2 separate regions of the Homo sapiens genome follow, and region 2 is linked to region 1. A link is an interaction called in ENCODE POLR2A ChIA-PET data of the cell type or tissue named here. Cell type or tissue: B cell. All regions are shown on one strand. Links, peaks and the distances in the headings refer to the core of each region. The heading gives the core; the rest is flanking DNA.

Region 1 (4,000 bases), core at 1-4,000:
CAGAATATATAAAAAACGCTTGTAACTCAAAAAAGACAATCCAAAAGATGGGCAATGGATTTGCACAGACATGTCTTCTAAGATGCACAAGCTGCCAATGAGCATAGGAAATAAATAAGCCATCAAGAAACAGAAAGTTGCAATGAGACAGTACTTCACACCCTCCAGGAGGACTCCAATCAAAAAGATAACAGCAAATGTTGGCAGGATGCAGAGAACTGGAGCCAATACATTGCTGCTGGGAATGTAAAATGGCATGGCCACTTTGGAAAACAGCTTGGCAGTTCCTCAAAATGTTAAATATGGAGTTACCCCAAGATCCAGCAATTCCATTTCTAGGTATATACCCAAGAGAATTTAAAACCTATGTTCACATAAAAACTTGGACAAAGTTCAAAGTCATTATTCGTAATGAATAATTCAAAGGCATCATTCATAATAGCCAAAAAGTAGGAACAACCCAAATGCCCATCAGCTGATAAATGGAGAAACAAACTGTGGCATAGCCACACAATGGAACGCTATCCAGCCATGAAAAGGAATGAAGCAGTGACACATTACCAGATGGATGCACCTGCAAACATTAGGCTACGTAAAGGAAGCCAGACACGAAAGCCCACGTATTGTGCAACCGCATTTGGACGAAGCATCCAAATAAGCAAATCCAGAGAGACAGAAAGTGGATTAGTGGTTGCCAGGGACTGGGGAAAGGGGAGTTTGGGAAAGGGGGAATGACTGTTAATGGGTACAAGGTTTCTTTTAGGGGTGATTAAGATATTCTATAACTAGGTAGGTGTGATGGTTGCTTTTATGGTATGTTAATTATCTCATAAAGATGCTATATAAAAACCAAGATCTCAAGATGTGGAGGAGCTAGAACTTGCATATGCTGCTGTTAGGACTGTAAAATGGTGCAATCACCCTTGAAGATAGCTTAGCCACTTTGTTTCCTAACAAGTTAAATATATACTTAGCATATGACCTAGTAATCCCAGACATTTACCCATAAGAAATGAAAATCGATGTTCACACAAAATCCCGTACAAAATTGTTTACAGTAGCATGATTCACAATCACCCAAAGCTGGAAACAACGCAAGGCCCATCAACAGGTACATGCTGTGGTACATCCAGGTGACGGGACAGTACCCGGCAATAAGAAACAAGCTACTGCTACACACAGCAACGTGAATGGATCTCGAGTGAGATCCAGAAACCAGGCAAAAATAGAGGGTTATGTACTGCATCATTCCATTTATACAAGAGTCTGGGAGTTGTCAGCCAATCAGAACAGAAAGCAAATTAGCAGCTGCCTGGGGACTGGGGAGCAAGGGACAGACAAAGGGAGGACAAAGCAGCACAACGACATTTGGGGAGGTGTCAGATATGTTTACCGTCTTGACTCTGAGATGGCTTCATGGGTGCAAACAGGTGAAAGCATTTCAAACCCACTTTAGTAAACATGTGCAGCCCCCTGTGTTACACCTGTATTACCTGCAGGGCCTCCTGGTCGGGCGGGGCCTGCCCTGGCCTGCGGTACATGCTCAGCATCTCCTGCAGCACCTTCACATGGCTTCGCACTTCCTCCACCGCACTGACCCTCTTGGACACCTTCTCCGATTTTTCTTGTTCCTTTTGGGAAAAAGAGGAGGATGGGAGTGAGGGAGCAGAAACCCTGGCTGAAGCCTGAACAAGGGATGGGAAAGAGTCACTATTGAGAGAGCTCGCTCAGGGGCATCACCAGGATGTTAAGTGCATGGGAGAACTCACACAGTGGGTGAAAAAATACTCAAAAGCCCAGAGTTCCTGGGGAGGAAAATGCAGTTTGGGGACTGGTGACCATGACCTCTGCCTTTGTGCCACCAGCCTCAAGTCCTCTGAAAAGCAGATTCCTAAACCTGGACTTTGTCCATACCAATACCTGTTGCTGGGACCCAAGCTGGTGTCTAGGAAATGCTTTGAGCAGCATGGATGAAAGCAGCTGAGAAGTACGGCAGCGGGATTTCTGGTTCCAATCACCACCTTGCTGCCCTTGAGGGAGACTATGGCTGTTCCCCAGAGTTCAGGGCTAGGAGCCACTCTTTCTCCCAGGCAACCGTTCCTCTACCCCTCAAGCATAGGCTCATATGCACTGTCCTTCAGCCTCTGTCAAATGCTACTTCTACTGAACCAACTGGAAGAATGCCCACCTCCTTGACCAAATTCTTGATTAACCGGTTTGCAGCCTGAAGGTCCTCGGGGTGGTTGCTCTTTAGAAGCCTTGTCAGAAGCTGCAGAGAGTGAACAGGAAGAGTAGGTGAGACCACAACTCCCTCAGGCCTAGAGCAGAAGCAGCAGCAACAGAAGAGTTAACACTAACAACAGTGCACACATTTTACATGCACCATCTCACCAAATGGTCCAAGGACACTACGATGCAGGCACTCTGACTATCCCAATACACCACTGGTTTTCTTTTCTGTTGTTTTTTTTTTTTTTTTGAGACGGGGTCTTGCTCTGTTGCCAGGCTGGAGTGCAGTGGCGCAATCTCGACTCACTGCAACCTCTGCCTCCCGGGTTCAAGCAATTCTCCTGCCCCAGCCTCCCAAGTAGCTGGGACTATAGGCGCGTGCCACCATGCCCAGCTAATTTTTGTGTTTTTAGTAGAGACAGGGTTTCACCATGTTGGCCAGGATGGTCTCAATCTCTTGACCTCGTGATCCACCCACCTCGGCCTCCCAAAATGCTGGGATTACAGGCGTAAGCCAGCGTGCCTGGCCTGCCACTGGTTTTCAGTGGGGTAGGGGGATGTGGGGGTTACTTCTCCCAGGGGATGTCTGGCTAAGTCTGGAGAAATTTGGTTGTCACAACTAGAGAGGGGGTGCTACTGGCAGCTCGTGGGTAGAGTGAGGAATGCTGTGAACATCCTACAGTGCACAGGACAGTCCCCAACAACAGAGAATTCTCTGGCCCAAAAGGGGACTAGGTCTGCAGTTGCCCTGGACCATGTGCTTTATGACACAACAGACCCTGGTGATCTTGTTCATCCCTTCATTTCCAGCGCCCAGCAGGATGCCTGGCACAGAGAAGTCACTCAATCTTTGTGGGACGGATGGCAGGAAAAGTGGGGATAATGAGGGCTGGTGACACAGGATTGTTTCTCAGAAGTCACACCATACCTCCTTCCTAGCTCCTCCCACCCTCTGCAAACCTAAGGCACCAAGCAGGAGGAAAGCGGAGAAAGGTGGCCTGGAACCTAGACTAGCCTTGCTCATTCTAACAACAGGGACCTGATGGCCACAGAGTATCTAGGCCCAAGGAGTGGGTACAGGGAGAGGGTGCAGTTGACAGGCAGAGCATACCACGCAGAAACGAGTACGCAGCGTGTAGCCTTCCAACACTCCATGAACTAGACCTTGTGACTGACCAAGAACAGTCATGACCAAAAGCACCGCCAGCACTAGGCCAAAGGGCTCCCCACTCACAGGCACCACAGTTATCCCTGGGTCTTGGCCACCTTCTTCTTCTTGTCCCTCTAGATACTGATGTCCAAGGAATAACGGTTTGGGGAGTTCATGGTGGATGGAAAATGGATAGGGCCGGGCTCACTGGCACTGAGAAAGAGCTGAAGCAACACACAGCAGCAAGTTCTTCCACTGTCCCCACCCCAACACCACACCCACACAGGACATGACCCATCCATCACCCACACTCCCCACGGGCTATCCTTCTGCACCTTCTTTCCCCCAGGAAGGCTGTGCACAAAAGGGAGAGGGCACAAAGTACCCTTGAAGGAGGAGCAGGAATTATGTCCTGGGCCCAGATCTACACTGGGGTAAGGCAGGATCACAAACAGATCCTACCAAGACCCAGGATGCAGTGTCTGCCTAAGAACCAGGCTGAATCAAAACAGACTGGCCCTTATTAGTTGACTTATCCATGAAGAACGCACCCAAACCTTCTGCTACCTCACTCCTAAGGGCCTGTCTGGAGAGGAGAACCCATGTAACCTGCCCCCCTCC
Region 2 (7,940 bases), core at 1,608-5,607, 160 kb after region 1:
GAGACGGGGTTTTACCATGTTGGCCAGGCTGGTCTTGAACTCCTGACCTCAGGTGATCTGCCTGCCTCAGCCTCCCAAAGTGCTTGGATTACAGGCATGAGCCACCATGCCTGGCTACCTTTTGCTTTTTAAAGATGTTTAATTTGGCAATATTTTGGGTATACAAAAGAATATATGTGACATATATGTCATAAAGCATAAAATTAAATCAACACCAGTGAACCCTATACCCAACTGAAGAATTGGAACATAATCTGTATACAATAAGTACTATTTTTATGTTCCTCCCCTATTCCTATTTTTGCCACCCTCCAAGAGAAAACCGCTGTCCTGATTTTGTGTCTTATAAATTATTTATTATTTAAGCAAATTTTCCACATATCCCTAAATAATATATATTGTTTAACTTGGTTTCCTGTGATTTATTTTTATTTTAAAAATCTTTATTTATTTGTTTAATTTATTTGTTAGTTAATTTTTTTGAGACAGGGTCTCACTTTGTTGCCCAGGCTAGAGTGCAGTGGCACAATCATAGCTCACTGCAGCCTTGACCTTCCAGGCCAGGCTCAGGCGAACCTCCCACCTCAGCTTCCCAAGTAGCTTATGCTACGGGCATGCACCACCATTGCTGGCTAATTTTTTTTTCTTTTTTCTTTTTTTTTTTTTTTTTTTTTTAGAGACACAGTCTCGCTGTGTCGCCTGGGCTAAAGTGCAGTGGTGCGATATCAACTCACTGCAATCTCCACGTCCTTGGTTGAAGTGATTCTCATGCCTCAATCTCCTGAATAGCTGGGATTACAGGTGCACACCACCATGTCTGGCTAATTTTTGTATTTTTAATAGAGATGGGGTTTAACCATGTTGGCCAGGCTGGTCGTGAACTCCTGACCTCAAGTATTCCGCCTGCCTCGGCCTCCCAAAGTGCTGGGATTACAGGTGTGGGCCACCACACCTGGCCCTATTTGTAGTTTTTTTAAGGAACGTTCATACTGTTCTCCATAGTGGCTGTACTAGTTTACATCCCACCAACAGTGTATAAGAGTTTCCTTTTCTCCAAATCCTCACTAGTATTTGTTATTTTTTGTCTTTATGATAAGCATCCTAAACTGCGGTGAAGTGGTACCTCATTGTGGTCTTAATTTGCCCTTCCCTATGATTAGTGATTTTTTGTTTGTTTGTTTTTTGAGACAGAATCCCGCTCCATTGCCCATGCTGGAGTGCAGTGGCGTGATGTCAGCTCACTGCAACCTCTGCCTCCCGGGTTCAAGCAATTCTCCTGTCTCAGCCTCCTGAGTTGCTGGGACTACAGGCGCACACCACCATGCTGGCTAATTTTTTTTGTATTTTTAGTAGAGACGAGGTTTCACCATATTGCTCAGGCTGGTCTCGAACTCCTGACCTCAAGTGATCCACCTGCAGTTGGCCTCCCAAAATGCTGGGATTACAGGCATGAGCCACCGTGCCTGGCTGATTAGTGATGTTTAGTGAACATTTTAAAATATATATTTGTTGGCCATTAGTATGTCTTTTGAGAAATGTCGATTCAAATCATTTGCCCATTTAAAAAATTAGATTGAGTTTTTTTGCAGTTGAGATGTTTGAGTTCCTTGTATTAATATATTCTGTCTTTGAAGAATAGTTTGAAGATATGTTCTGCCATATTTTCATTCTGTTGATTGTTTCCTATGCTGTGCAGGATCATTTTAGTTTGATATAATCCCATTTGTTTATTTCCTTTTGTTGTCTCTGCTTTTGAAGTCTTACTCATCTTTTCCAAGACCAGTGTCTTTAAGCATTTCCCCTATGTTTTCTTCTAGTAGTTTATAGTCCCAGGCCTTCATTTAGGTCTTTAATTCATTTTAAGTTATAGACCAGGTGCAGTGGCTCACGCCTATAATCCCAGCTCTTCGAGAGGCCAAGGCGGGCGGATCACTTGAGGGCAGGAGTTCAAGACCAGCCTGGCCAACATGGTGAAACCCATCTTTACTAAAAATAGAAAAAATTAGCTGGGTGTGGCATGCTTGTAATCCCAGCTACTCAGGAGGCTGAGGCATGAGAATCACTTGAACCCAGGAGGCAGAGGTTGTAGTGAGTCGAGATGGTGCCACTGCACTCCAGCCTGGGCAACAGAGTGAGACTCTGTCTCAAAAAAAAAAAAAAAAAAAAAGATTTCATTTTGAGTTGATTTTTGTGTACAGTGACAGGTGTGGGGTCTACTTCTGCTTATGGATATGCTGTTTTCCCAGCACCATTTATTGAAGAGATTGTCCTTTTCCAGATGAATGTTCTCGTCACCTTTGTCAAAAATCAGCTGGCTATAGATATGTGGATTAATTTCTAGGTTCTATTCTGTTCCATTGGCCTATGTGTCTTTTTGTAATGCCAGTATTATGCTATTTTGATTACTGTAGCATTGCAGTATATTTTTAAGTCTGGCAGTGTGATGCCCCCTTCAGCTGTGTTCTTTCTGTTCAGGATTACTTTGGCTATTCAGAGTCTCTGCGAATTTTAGGATCTTTTTTCTATTTTTGTGAAGAATCTCATTGTTATCTTGTTAAGATTGCATTGAGTCTGTAGACTGCTTTGGGAGGTACTCAGCTTTTATTTCTAAGATTCATTGTGGTCTGTGCATTTTATTTTATTTTCTTTTAAGATGGAGTTTTGCTCTTATTGCCCAGGCTGGAGTGTAATGGTGCGATCTTGACTCACTGCAACCTCCAGGTTCAAGCGATTCTCCTGCCTCCCTCCCTCCCCACACACCACCTCTTCCTCCCACCACACCTGGCTAATTTTTTTTTTTTTTTTTGTATTTTTAGTAGAGACCGGGTTTCACCATGTTGGCCAGGATGGTCTTGAACTCCTGACCTCAGGTGATTGCCCACTTTGGCCTCCCAAAGTGCTGGGATTACAGGCATGAGCCACTGCACCCGGCTGGCCCGTCTGTGCATTTTCACTGCTGTGTACAATTCCACTTATCCACCCTCCTCTTGGTGGAAAGTTACTTTGTTTCTAGTTTTTTGCTGTTATGAACAATCCATTTATATTTCTATCCCTTCTCTTTCAGAACTTTGTCATTTCTGTTTTCCTGAGCCCATATATCAGATGTCACAGTGCCTGCAGGGATAGAAAGAGATCAGATGAGTCAGTAAGACTGAGTGTGAACAATAGAGAGTGGTGGGGCCTGGTGAATTGGAGAATGTGACCAATCTAAGCCCAAGCTGGTTGTTACTGTGTGGGAATACAGGCCCACGTGGCAACAATCAGCTTTCCAGAGCGTCTGATTCTTTTTCAAAAGCAACTGGAAATCTCACTTTTTAAAATGCAAGATGTTCCACTACTCAAATAGTAATGTTTAATTTTAAATGATTTGTTAAAATGCCACGTGTCCTTCCTGTAGGAGATAGCTAAAAAAAATTAAAAGAAATAAATAATAAAAATGCTGCATGAGCCAAACAATACAGGTTTGCAAGTATAGTCCTTCAACCTCCACTTTGCTATCTCTGCCTTGCCCATTGTTGAGTTCAGTGAACTCTTTGCTTTGCTTCTGTGAAGGGCAGCCACCTCCTTTCATTTGCTTCTCTGAAGGGCAGCCACCTTCTTTCTTTTTAACACCCCGTTACCTCTGTTTTGAATCTGACTTCTCTTCCTCAGCACTACTCCTTGTGAAATAGGAAACCAAGATTTGAGTCCATCTTCCTAAATTTCTCTGACCACCTGTGATACAATTTACTTCCTTTGCATGTGTTTGCTTCTTTAGTTAGTGTATAGTTTAGGCTGACAAACAGACTTATGTGGATGTTCTTTATTTCCAGATTAAGCTTGTTGTACTTATTTAAAACACAATAAAACAACCACCATCACCAAATACCCAGGACTTTTGGAATTCTGTTTTCCTCCAAAAGAAAAGGAAGCCATTTTCTCTGATTGTAGGTGGAAACATGAAACTGAAAACAATAATTGAAGTAAATTAAGACTCTTAGATGGAGGAAGTTCATGCTAGAAATAGATAATCTCTTTAAGCTTGAAGAGTACATCTTTTGAAAACCAAAGTGGCTGGGCACGGTGGCTCATGCCTATAATCCCAGCACTTTGCGAGACCAAGGCAGGCGGAGGCGGGCAGATTACCTGAGGTCAGGAGTTTGAGAGCAGCCTGGCCATCATGGTGAAACCCCATCTCTACTAAAAATACAAAAATTAGCCTAGTGTGATGGCATGCGCCTGTAATCCCAGCTACTCAGGAGGCTGAGGCAAGAGAATCACTTGAACCTGGGAGGCAGAGGTTGTAGTGAGTTGAGATCACACCACTGTGCCCCAGCCTGAGCAACAGAGTAAGACTCCATCTCAAAAACTAAAAATAAAAAAGAAAACCAAAAGAACTGTAATACTTCATAATCAGCAGCAGATGTGGAAGTTCTTTTTTATGAGTACAAGTTTTGTAGACTATACGTATGCAGTTGAGTAAGTTTTTCCAGGTATGAGTCTGTTTCTTTTTTGGTATTCTTCAGAGTCAGGTGTTCAGGCTAGCGATAAATCTAAATTCACCTATATATCAGGAGTTCCCCACCTACCTCCCTAGCCTGACCTTCTGTCCTTGACCTCAGACCTTTATTTACAACTGCCTATTGATCATCCCGTAGCTATCTCAAATTCAACATTTCAAAATTTAATTGGTAATCCTCATAATTGCTTACCCTATTGTAAATTCTCTTTGTCTTACCTCCCAACAGCCGAACAGTCACCAAGTCATATAGATTCTCTTCCTTCTTTTCTTTTTAAACATTTTATTATGGAACTAAAACCAATCATCTTTATTGAGGTATAATTTGCATACAATAAATGTATCCATTTTGAGTGTGCAGTTTGACAAGTTTTGACTGATGGGTACATCTATGCAACCACTACTACAATCAAGATATAGAATACATTTCTATTACTCTAGTTTCCTTGTGCCCCTTTGCAGTCAATCCTCTACCCTTGTACCCTTGCCTCAGGCAACCACCAATATAAAACTAATATAGATTAGTTTTGCATTTTCTGAAGTTTCATATAATTAGAATCACAAGCCCTTTTTAAAAATAATTTTTCATTGACATATAATAGATGTACATATTTTGGGGGCACATGATAATTTAATACATTTATAAAATTTATAAAGATAAGATTGGTTTTGGCTGGACGTGGTGGCCCACACCTGTAATCCCAGCACTTTCAGAGGCCAAGGTGGGAAGATCTCTTGAGCCCAGGATTTCAAAACCAGCCTGGGCAACATAGGGAGACCCCCATCTCTACAAATAAAAAAAATTAGCTGGGCTTGGTGGTGCACACCTGTGGTCCCAGCTGCTTGGGAAGCTGAGCAGGGAGGATCACTTGAGCCTGGGAGGTCGAGGCTGCAGTGAGCCGTGATGGCACCACTGCACTCCAGCCTGGGCGGCAGAGTGAGACCCTGTCCCCCAAAAAATGAAAAAATAAAAAATCAGTGTAATTGGGATACTCATCACCTTAAATATTTGTCTTTATGCTAGAAACAATCAAATTATTTCCTTCTAGAGTAGCCAAGGCAATCTTGAGCAAAAAGAACAAAGTTGTAGGTATCACGCTACCTGACTTCAAACTACTACAGGGCTACAGTAATCAAAACAGCGTGTTGCTGGTACAAGAACAGACACAGAACAATGGAACAGAATAGAAAACCCAGAAATAAGACCACACACCTACAACTATCTCATCTTCATCAAACCTTCTAAAAACAAGCAATGAGGAAAGGATTCTCTATTCAATAAATGGTGCTTGGATAACTGGCTAGCCATATGGAGAAAATTGAAACTGGACCCCTTCCTTATACCATATAGAAAAATCAACTCAAGATGGATTAAAGACTTAAATATAAAACCCAAAACTGTAAAAATCCTGGAAGACAACCTAACCAGTACCATTCAGGACATAGGTACAGGCAAAGATTTCATGATGAAGATGCCAAAAGCAATTGCAACAAAGCGAAAGTTGACAAATGAGATCTGATTAAACTAAAGCGCTTCTGCACAGCAAAAGAAACTATTAACAGGGTAAACAGACATCCTACAGAATGGGAGAAAATTTTTGCAAACTATGCATCTGACAAAGGTCTAATATCCAGCATCTAAAGGAATTAAACAAATTTACAAGTAGAAAACAACCCCATTTAAAAAGTGGGCAAAGGACATGAACAGACACTTTTCAAAAGAAGAAATACAATAATCATGACAAAAAGCTCAACATCACTGATCATTAGAGAAGTGCAAATCAAAACCACGAGATACCGTCTCACACCAGTCAGAATAGCTGTTATTAAAAAGTCAGAAAATAACAGATGCTGGTGAGGTTGTGAAGAAAAAGGAACACTTACATACTGTTAGTGGGAGTGTAACCATTGTGGAAGACAGTGTGGTGATTCCTCAGAGACCTAAAGACAGAAATACCATTTGACCCAGCAATCCCATTACTGGATATATACCCAAAAGAATATAAATCATTCTATTATAAAGACATGTGCACACATATATTCATTGCAACACTGTTCACAATAGCAAAGACATGGAATCAACCTAAATGCTTATCAGTGATAGACTGGATAAAGAAAATGTGGTACAGGTACACCATGAAATACAATGCAGCCATAAAAAAGAATGAGATCATATTTTTTGCAGGGACATGGATGGAGCTGGAGGCTAAATGATGAGAACACATGGACACATAGAGGGGAACAACACACACTGGGGCCTATGGGAGCGGGGAGTTGGGAGGGTGCAGGAGGGAAAGGATCGGGAAAAATAATGGGTACTAGGCTTAATACCTGGGTGATGAAATAATGTGTACAACAAACCTCCATGACACAAGTTTACCTATGTAACAAACCTGCATATGTACCCCTGAACTTAAAAGTTTAAAAAAAATTATTTCCTTCTAGCTGTTTTGAAATACATAATAGATTACTGTAAACTGTAGTCACCCTACTGACCTATCAAATTCTAGGTCTTATTTCTTCTATCAAGCTGTATATTTGTGCCCATTAATTAACCCCTCTTCCTTCCTCCTACCTTTCTTGGCCTTTGGTAACCAACAGTCTACTCTCTGTCTTGAAATCTGCTTTTTTAGTGCCCACATATGAGTGAGAACGTGTGATATATGTCTTTCTGTGCTTGGCTTATTTCATTTAATATAGTAACCTCCAGTTCCATCCATGTTGCTGCAAATGACAGGATTTCGTTCTTTTTTATGACTGAATAATATTCCATTATGTATATATACTACATTTTCTTCACTTGATCTTAGCCAAAAGGCCAAGAAGTGATATATACCACATTTTCTTTATCCTTTCGCCCATTCATGGATATCTGGGTTAGAATCATATACTCTTTTATGTCAAGCTTTTTTCACGCAGCATAATGTTTTTGAGATGTATCCATCTTGTTGCATATAGTAGCAGATTATTATTTTTTCCTTTTTATAGCTAAATATTATCATTATGGAACTTTTAAGACATGTACAAAAGTAGAGAGGATATATAAGGAATTCCCACAAACTCATTTACCAGCTTCCATAATTAGCAATATTCTGACATTTTTGCTTCATCTCTAAACTCACCTTGTAAACTCAAGTCCTAGTTTGACTAGGGTGGGGTAGGGAACGCTAGAGTTTTTTATTCTTACTTATTTATTTTTTCTTTTTCTGAGACAGAGTCTTACTCTGTTGCCCAGGCTGGAGTGCAGCAAGTGGCACTATCATAGCTCACTGTAGCCTTGATTCTTAGTGATCCTTCCGCCTCAGCCTCTGGTGTAGCTGGGACTATAGGCACGTGCCACCATGCCCTGCTTAATTTTTTTTTTTTTTTCTTGAGGCACAGTCTTGCTCTGTCACCCAGGTGGGAGTGCAGTGGTGTGATCTCAGCTTACCGCAGCCTCGAC

Evidence for each region. Peaks named below come from ENCODE experiments on the same cell type or tissue, not always from the same donor. Only the 100,000 strongest peaks of a DNase experiment are listed, where the experiment ranks them.
Region 2: POLR2A ChIA-PET joins it to region 1 with 6 read pairs; 2 of 35 experiments call an interaction of 5 or more read pairs at or near these places.

The regions. Positions count from the first base shown.
Region 1 is chr16:23,484,522-23,488,521 of GRCh38, forward strand. GGA2 (golgi associated, gamma adaptin ear containing, ARF binding protein 2) reads right to left here. Exons shown (of 17, transcript NM_015044.4): 7 at 2,189-2,269; 8 at 1,494-1,631. Among named protein-coding and RNA genes, the nearest start is that of GGA2, 24 kb to the right of the region's middle. In B cell, for the core only: no CTCF peak of the experiment used is centred there; no DNase peak of the experiment used is centred there; H3K27ac peaks cover 260 bases.
Region 2 is chr16:23,647,692-23,655,631 of GRCh38, forward strand. The region is part of intron 2 of DCTN5 (dynactin subunit 5); the gene reads left to right. Among named protein-coding and RNA genes, the nearest start is that of DCTN5, 10 kb to the left of the region's middle. RefSeq lists an enhancer at 4,345-4,494. In B cell, for the core only: no CTCF peak of the experiment used is centred there; no DNase peak of the experiment used is centred there; H3K27ac peaks cover 1,537 bases.